2 separate regions of the Homo sapiens genome follow, and region 2 is linked to region 1. The links are chromatin contacts, found by Hi-C or POLR2A ChIA-PET in ENCODE. All regions are on one chromosome and are shown on one strand. Each heading gives the region's core, a stretch centred on a gene start or an enhancer-like site at or near the end of the contact. The rest is flanking DNA. Distances are from core to core; before and after follow the strand shown. Region 1 overlaps KIAA1671. Region 2 holds the start of CRYBB3 (crystallin beta B3).

Region 1 (3,741 bases), core at 893-3,392:
TTTGGGCTTTTCTGTGGGTGCCCCAGCCCCAGCCCCATCTCTTTGCACCCCCATAAGCCATTGCTTTAGACCCAGAGATTCTCACAGCAATGCTAGACTCACAGATCTCCATTTATGTAGCTGTGTGGGACTGGAATCAGGCAGTATTCCCCAGAGTGAATCTGGAATCCTTTCTGAATTAATATAATACAAGGCTTCTGATTAGCTGGTTTGGATTCCGTCCTTGGCTCATTTATGCAGCTAACCTACCCCTGTCAAGCACCTGCTGTGTGCCAGCTGCAGTACCGGGTGCATTTGCATACCTGATGTTGGACGTTACTTAACCCTCATAATCCTCCTGAGGATGGAGACCAAGGGAGGCAGCCGCACTTAGTGCCAGGGCCCTGGGTGCAGAGGCTGGGGTTCTCCCTGCTGTCTGTGCTCTGTCAGTCCTTTGAGCCAAGTCAGTGGTCCTTTGTTATGTTTCTCTCCCAAGCATGGAGTGCCATGAGGATGGTGGCGGCATGGTGGGCGGGGCGGTGGGGGGGCTCCCTATTTTGCAGAGTTAAAAAAAGACTAGTTAGTGCTAAAAGCACAGATTCTGGGCTGGGTATGTTGGCTCACGCCTGTAATCCCAGCACTTTGGGAGGCGGATCATGAGGTCAAGAGTTCGAGACCAGCCTGGCCAACATGGTGAAACCCCATCTCTACTAAAAATACAAAAATTAGCTGGGCATGGTGTCATGCACCTGTAATACCAGCTACTCGGAAGGCTGAGGCAGGCGAATCACTTGAACCCGGGAGGCAGAGGTTTCAGTGAGCCGAGATCGTACCATTGCACACCAGCCTGGGCAACAAGAGCAAGACTCCATCTGAAAAAAAAAAAAAACCCACAGATTCTGGAGCCAGAAGGCCTGGGTTTGAATCACAGCTTTTCCCAGCTTTGCAATCTACCAGCATGTGACTTAAGCAGCTTGCTTGATGGCATTTGTGCTTCAGTTTCCTCCTCCTTTCTTTTCTCTTTTCCTTTTTTTTTTTTTTTTGAGACAGGGTCTTGCCCTGTTCCCCAGGCTGGAGTGCAGTGGCATGATCTTAGCTCACTTACTTCAGGCTAGAACTCCTGGGTTCAAGGACTCTTCCTGCCTCAGCCTCCCAAGTAGCTATGATTATAGGTGCAGGTTACCATGCCCAACAATTTCCCTAGCTCTAAAATGGAGAAAATAACAATATGTTATGGACATGTTGTGAAGAATACATCTGTTGACGTATACAATGCTCATAGAACAGTGCCTGGCACATAGTTGGCTCTAAAAGTGCTTATTAACAGACAGGGTGCAGTGGCCCATGCCTGTCATCCCAGCACTTTGGGAGGCTGAGGCAGGACGTTCGCTTGAGCCCAGGAGTTTGAGACCAGCCTGGGCAACGGAGTGAGATGTCAGCTCTATAAAAATTTTTTTAAATAAATAAGCAATTATTATCAATATGATTATATTTACTGCTATCTTATAAGAATATTATAAATAAATACATAAACTGTTATACATAAATATTTTGGAGGTATGATTTACATACAGCAAAAGGTATATATCATAAAGGTATAGCTTGAGTTTTGACAAATGCACATACCCGTGTAAGTCACACCCTGTTAAGATCTAGGACATTCTCATCTCCCAGAGAAAGTTCCCTTAGCCCCTTTCCACTTAGTCCCTGCTTTTCTGGCTCTCAATAGACATTTCTTGAATGAATGAGTAGGTTAAAGAATGTGTACTGAGAATCCATCGTATTTGATCCCAAACCTCTTCATGCCAATTGTACTACTTGTAATCGTCATTACATAACCCGATTAGCTGTTATATAAATGTATGAGATACAACTGCAAAGAGAAAGAGATTTGTCATACTCTGAAAACTTAATTAAACACTTTGAAAAGATTCCATACAGGCAAATTGCTAAAAAAAGAAGTCCCATCCTGTGAGGGGCGGGGGACACTGTCAAAGACAAGGGTGAGGAATCGTAAACATCTAGATGAGTTCTACACTCCCTGCTTCCTTGGTGTCTGGGCCTCCACTCGGAGCTGTGCCTTTCCCGGCACCTGCAGCACAGGTGACCCAGCCTCTGGGTGGAGAGCTCCTCTCCCCACTGCCCTCGAAGCCTGTCCCTCCTGGGGAAATAGCACAGCTTAGAGGCTTAGAGTCCCATGCCTGAATGTCAGGGGCAAGGCATGGGTGACCAGGAAGACAGAGGTAAGATTCCAGGGCCCCACCTCCCATAACTTACCCACCACACCCCAAACCAAGGTTGCTCCTTGAGGTTTTTAATATATTGGACTAATATGATTTTGCTTAAAGAGATTTTTTTTCTAAAGCTCAAAAATGGAAAAGAAAGTAGAAAACCAGTGATGTGGTGCTGGTCACCACCCCCAGTCAGAAATGAGGAGACTTTCAAACAGGGTGGGGGCCTTGCCCAGTGACACACAGGGATTGCTCTGGAAGAGACTGGGCTTCCAACTCAGAGTTCTTAGCATTTCGTATGGTGATTTCCATGCAGTGATGAGGAGGGTGCCATCTGGGTGTTTTCCAGCCCTGGAGAGCTGAGGCCATGCTCAGGGAACACACCTACAGCCTGCGAAGGTCCCTTTTCCCTCCCTGCCCCCATGGTACCCTCTGCAGAACTGGAGTTTTGCACAGGTTTGGGGCTTAGGATGCACAAAGTGCCCGGCACGTGCCTGGTACCTCTTCAGCTCACAGGTAGTGCCCACACCCATGGGCCTAGCAAGGTCCCTGCTGCTTCTAAGGGGACTAGGGTCTTTGGCTCAGGTTTTCTCCCTCTGGGGCCTGGCAGGTGGCACGGGGCTGCTCATCCCTGAGGGAAAGTTAGGGATGAAGTCACCCTTCAGGTCCCTGGCCTGGTCAGGCGCACAGGCCATTTGCATGGGCTCAGGCTGATGTCACCCTGGGAAGCCATTCAACACTGGGGGCCACCTTCAGCCCTGGCTGCCCGCCTGCCTGTTGCATGTGTCCTGTTTTGTTTGTCGTGTGGGGCAGGGTCAGGGAGGAGCCCTGTGGTGGAGACAGTTTTCTGTGCTGTCTGAGAACAGGGTGATGCCATCCTTCTTCTCACTGAAGCATCTCAGGTTGGGAGCAGGCTGGTTCCCTGTTCAGATCCCAGCTCTGCCATCTGCCGGCTGGGTGGCTGTGGGCAGGTTACTTTGCCCCTTGGTGCCTCACTGTCTTCCCCTCTGAAGGGGATGGCCGGGGCATAACCGCATAGAGTTGTAAGATTGACACGAGTTGATGGGTGTGAAACTCTTTAGCGCAGCATTGGCCATTAGGAACACCTGTTAGCCATTGTTGTTGTGATTATGGTGGTGGTGATGGCTGTGGTAATTGTCTGGGAGATGTTTATGAGTGCTGTTATATTATTCCCAGAATTGATTGAAGTCACACTTTTCAAAGAAAACAGACACATTTGTCCCTTCTTGGATCCCCACTTGTTTTAAATCAATGCAACTTAACAAGACACATATAATCTGTAAGCAGGGGCTTGCATTGTTTCCAAAACCTTTACTAAAGCTCTCACTCACCCTTCCAGTTTGCAAACTATTGTTAGAGAACGGAGGTTCTCAAACAATGCAAGTACCCAGGCCCCACCTCCTAGACATCTGACATAATTGGTCTGAGATGCAGTCCAGGCGGTTGGAGTTTTAAAAGCTCCTAGGTGATTCTAAGGTGCAGCCAGGGCTGAGACCCACTGGGGTCAGGG
Region 2 (3,741 bases), core at 646-3,145, 69 kb after region 1:
TCAAGGTTGAAAAGTCTAGATTGGGGAGATGTGGTACATCAAAGTGCTGAGCGTGCAGTAGGTCTGCAAGGTCCTCAAAGATGTGATGGGAGGGGGAGCCACGCCATCCCCACCTCTGCCTTCCTCCTTCTGTCCCAGCTGGTGGCAACTACATCCCAACTCAGGGGGTCCAAACCGACTGCTTTCTGTGACCTTCAGCAGGAAGTAGCCCCTTGGCTTGAACTGTCCAGAGTAGGCAGGATGCTGGGAATAAAAGTCAAAAATAACAGATACTGTGCGCAGTGCTTTGCTTGCATGACCTCCCAAAATGGCCCAAGTGGAGAGAAGGTTCTCCATTTATGGTGAGGAGACAGTAGCTCTGAGACCTTCAGGAACTCGTCCAAGGTCACACACATCTGCCTGACTCAGAGTCCAGCTGTCATCCACAGCATCTCACCACCATCTCCCTCTAGGGGGTACAGGGTAACTGTGTTTTTGTTTGTTTGTTTGTTTTTTGAGACGGAGTCTTGCTCTGTTGCCCAGGCTGGAGTGCAGTGGTGCGATCTCAGCTCACTGCAAGCTCTGCCTCCTGGGTTCACACCATTCTCCTGCCTCAGCCTCCCATGTAGCTGGGACTACAGGCACCCGCCACCACACCTGGCTAATTTTTTGTGTTTTTAGTAGAGACAGGGTTTCACCGTGTTAGCCAGGATGGTCTCGAGCTCCTGACTTCGTGATCCGCCTGCCTCGGCCTCCCAGAGTGTTGGGATTACAGGCGTGAGCCACCGCGCCCGGCCTGTAACTGGGTTTTATGCTGACTTGAGGATTTTAGCCAAAAACAAATACCAACAACAACAAAAGAAAACCTTGTTAACTCACTCCTTTGCTCCAATATAATTTTATTCATAAAATAATCACTTATTAGATATTGATTACAGGCAAAATTATACTTTGTTAGACACTTAAAAAATTCCTGGAAGCTGGGTGCAGTGGCACGTGCCTGTAGTTCCGGTTATTCAGGACACTGAGGAGAAAGGATTGCTTGAGCCCAGGAGTTTGAGTCCAGCCTGGGCAATGTAGCAACAACCTATCTCTAAAAAATAAAATAAAAATACCTGGATCTACCTTTTTTCTTTGGTCATAAATAAGTTGACTGTGATGGTCACTTTTATTTCTATTGAGGCTAAGATCCCAGGTCCTGGAGCAGGCCAGCCCCTTCTCTCTGCTGTGTGATTCTGAGTAAATGGGTTCACCTCTCTGAACTCAGTTTCTCCATGTATAAAGTGGAATCAGAATTCCTCCCCTAAGGATGGCTGGATGAGAATTCCATACAATGCTTGTGAAGCTGGCACAATGCCTTGCGTGTAGTAGGTGTTCAAGAAATGGTAGCTATTATTCGTGCGTGTCTTCTACATGAAGAAAGTCAGTCTGTGAGTTCTGTGACGGCATCCTATGGAAACGGTTGGGTGGATTTGCGCCCAAGTTGGAGAGTATGGTTAGCGTGATCTGACTTAAAACTTAGGCCACATGGCACATGGAAACTGGAGAGTGTCTGGGGTCCCTCACTTTAAGAACTAGAATTTTTCCAAAGGTTGCGTGTGACTCAATAGGAAATGGTGACCCCAAGAAACCAAAGAAAGGGAGTTGGTGGTTGTGGGGAGACACGGGAGAGCTGCACACCGTGCCCCTTGCCTGGCGCTGCTGGGCTTCCCACAAAGCCAGTGAGGTTCATCTGTCCCCAGGAAGTCATCAGAGACGGTGGCTGAGGAGACAGGCACTGGGGGCCTCCGTGGACCCGCTATTGGAGTGAAGTGGCCTGGATGGAATTGGGTGGACAGGGTGCTGCCTCAGCAGGCTGGGATGTGCTGGGCTGTCAGAAAGTGCTCATAAATAGCATGCCCCTTGCGAAGACAGGCGAGTCTGCAGACGGCCGTGGCTCCTCTGTTCTTCCCGAGGCTACAGCAACAGGTTCATTCTGGGATGGGTTGGGGGTGGGGAGGCAAAAGCCACCCTGGCAGGCCCGGACCTTTTGTAGTTTCTGTGGGACGCGCATGGCTGACCGCCTGCAAAGAAAAACAGCGCCTCCCTTAAGGGTCAGGTCCCAGTGAGAGGACCCTGACAGCCCAGCTGGGGGTGGAACGAGGGACCCTTGTCTGCAGTGGCCAGGGTCCAAGCCCCTGGACATGTGCTTAGGGCAGGGGACCTTCCAAAACAGCTCCTCTGAGGGAGGGGAGTGGGCACACATGGTACCTGCCAAGTCCCCCGAGAGTCCCCTGTGAGCTGGACCAAGCCCTGTTTCCTGCTGAGGCTAGGAGAGACAGAACCGACAGCCCGCAGGCTGTGCATGGTTAGGCCCACATCCAGAGTATGTGGGCTGTGCAGCTGTGCATGCTGGGGTGGCCGTGCTGGGAGCCGTGGGTGGGTAACAGTTGGATGTGGGGTGTAGATGTAGGTGCCTTGTTTACCACTGTGGATGTCTGAAATGGGCAGGGATGTGTGTGTGTGAGGAGAGAGAGAGAGAGAGAGAAAGAAGCTGTCCTGTGAGCCCATGGGTGAAATATAACTGATAGTGACCATAGAAACTTTTGCGAGTGTGTGCACCTATGTGTGTGTGCTGACAAACAGAACAGTCCTGTGTGTGTCCATGGGTGCAACAATGATGAGAATCCTTCCATGTGACTGCGGCAGGGGCCTGTATTGCGTGTCACTGTCCCTGTAGCAATGAAGAACTGTCGGTGTCTGGGTCTTGAAGTGGCTGGTACACAGTCGTGTTCAATAAATGCTTAAGGAATGAGTAACCGAACGCAGGGAAACTGACCTGGAGCAGGTGTCCAACGACCTGGTCTTACAAGCCTTTTCTCTAGAGGTCTGTCTGTCCACCTCCCGACATATGGGGTCTCCTGTCCCTCCTGGTCACCCAGCCCAGAGCCTGGCACTGTGTAGGTGCTCATGGAATATTTGTTGAATAAAGTAACCAGTGAACAAAAGAGTTCCTGGAGTACGGAGGTGGGAGAGACCCCTGTAGAGGAAACTCCCTGAAGCCCACCCTTTAGCCAGGTTCTGGGGGTGGGACATCTGCAGAGAGCTCTGAGAAACCTGGGTTTCGGGGAGCATCTGGATCAGGGGAAAAGGGCACGGGCTTTGGAGCCAGGCCCGACCCAGGCCACTTCCTCACTGTGTGCTTGAGGAAGTGGCCTCACTTTGCTGAGCCTCAGAGTTCCCCTCTGTACAATGGGGCTCCTGATCCCACTGTCTCAGTCCACGTGGCCCATGGCAGGTGCTCAATGGATGTTTGCTGAATGACTGAATGTCGATCATAAGTTACAGCCACGCCCCATGGGCAGCAAGGCTCTGTAGCTCATCCTGGACTCCAGTCACATCAACACCTGGCTTCTCCCGGGTGGATCCAGTGAACCATTTTCTTTTGGTTTGAAGCCAGAGGTGTTCCTGGGGAGATGGCGGAACAGCACGGAGCACCCGAACAGGCTGCAGCTGGCAAGAGCCATGGAGACCTTGGGGGCAGCTACAAGGTACTGGGCAGGGAGGGGGTCAGAGGGCCCAGGCTACTCCTGGGCCTCAGGGTCATCTTCCCAGCCAAGCAGCACCTCTGCAGGAAGGAAGAGCCATCCTTCCAACCACCCAGGCCAGGACAAAACGCTCCGGGTGGGTCCTCTCACTGCCACCCTCCCGTTAGAAACTTGCTTCATGACTTTGCTGCATCTTCCCTCGTCTGCAAAACAGAAATGGTCACCCACATCCTGC

Evidence for each region. A loop is a pair of places that touch in the nucleus more often than their neighbours do. ChIA-PET counts read pairs that join two places held with the same protein, here RNA polymerase II (POLR2A). Pooled maps may share reads with other maps.
Region 2: a map of CD4-positive, alpha-beta memory T cell shows a loop between it and region 1 (15-fold over the local background). The contact joins the promoter of CRYBB3 here to the enhancer-like site in region 1. A Hi-C loop is called at or near these places in 2 of 168 maps with a recorded cell type or tissue (CD4-positive, alpha-beta memory T cell and endothelial cell of umbilical vein) and 9 of 50 pooled maps. POLR2A ChIA-PET finds 5 or more read pairs at or near these places in 1 of 52 experiments (activated naive CD4-positive, alpha-beta T cell).

What each region holds. Positions count from the first base shown.
Region 1 is chr22:25,128,654-25,132,394 of GRCh38, forward strand. All of the region lies in intron 6 of KIAA1671, which reads left to right. Among named protein-coding and RNA genes, the nearest start is that of KIAA1671-AS1, 18 kb to the left of the region's middle. Within about 2 kb of position 2,143, at least 7 of the 41 ENCODE cell types and tissues checked have a DNase peak (open chromatin) inside an H3K27ac peak, as active enhancers do.
Region 2 is chr22:25,197,963-25,201,703 of GRCh38, forward strand. CRYBB3 (crystallin beta B3) reads left to right here and starts at 1,896. Exons shown (of 6, transcript NM_004076.5): 1 at 1,896-1,947; 2 at 3,415-3,509. The coding sequence starts at 3,435.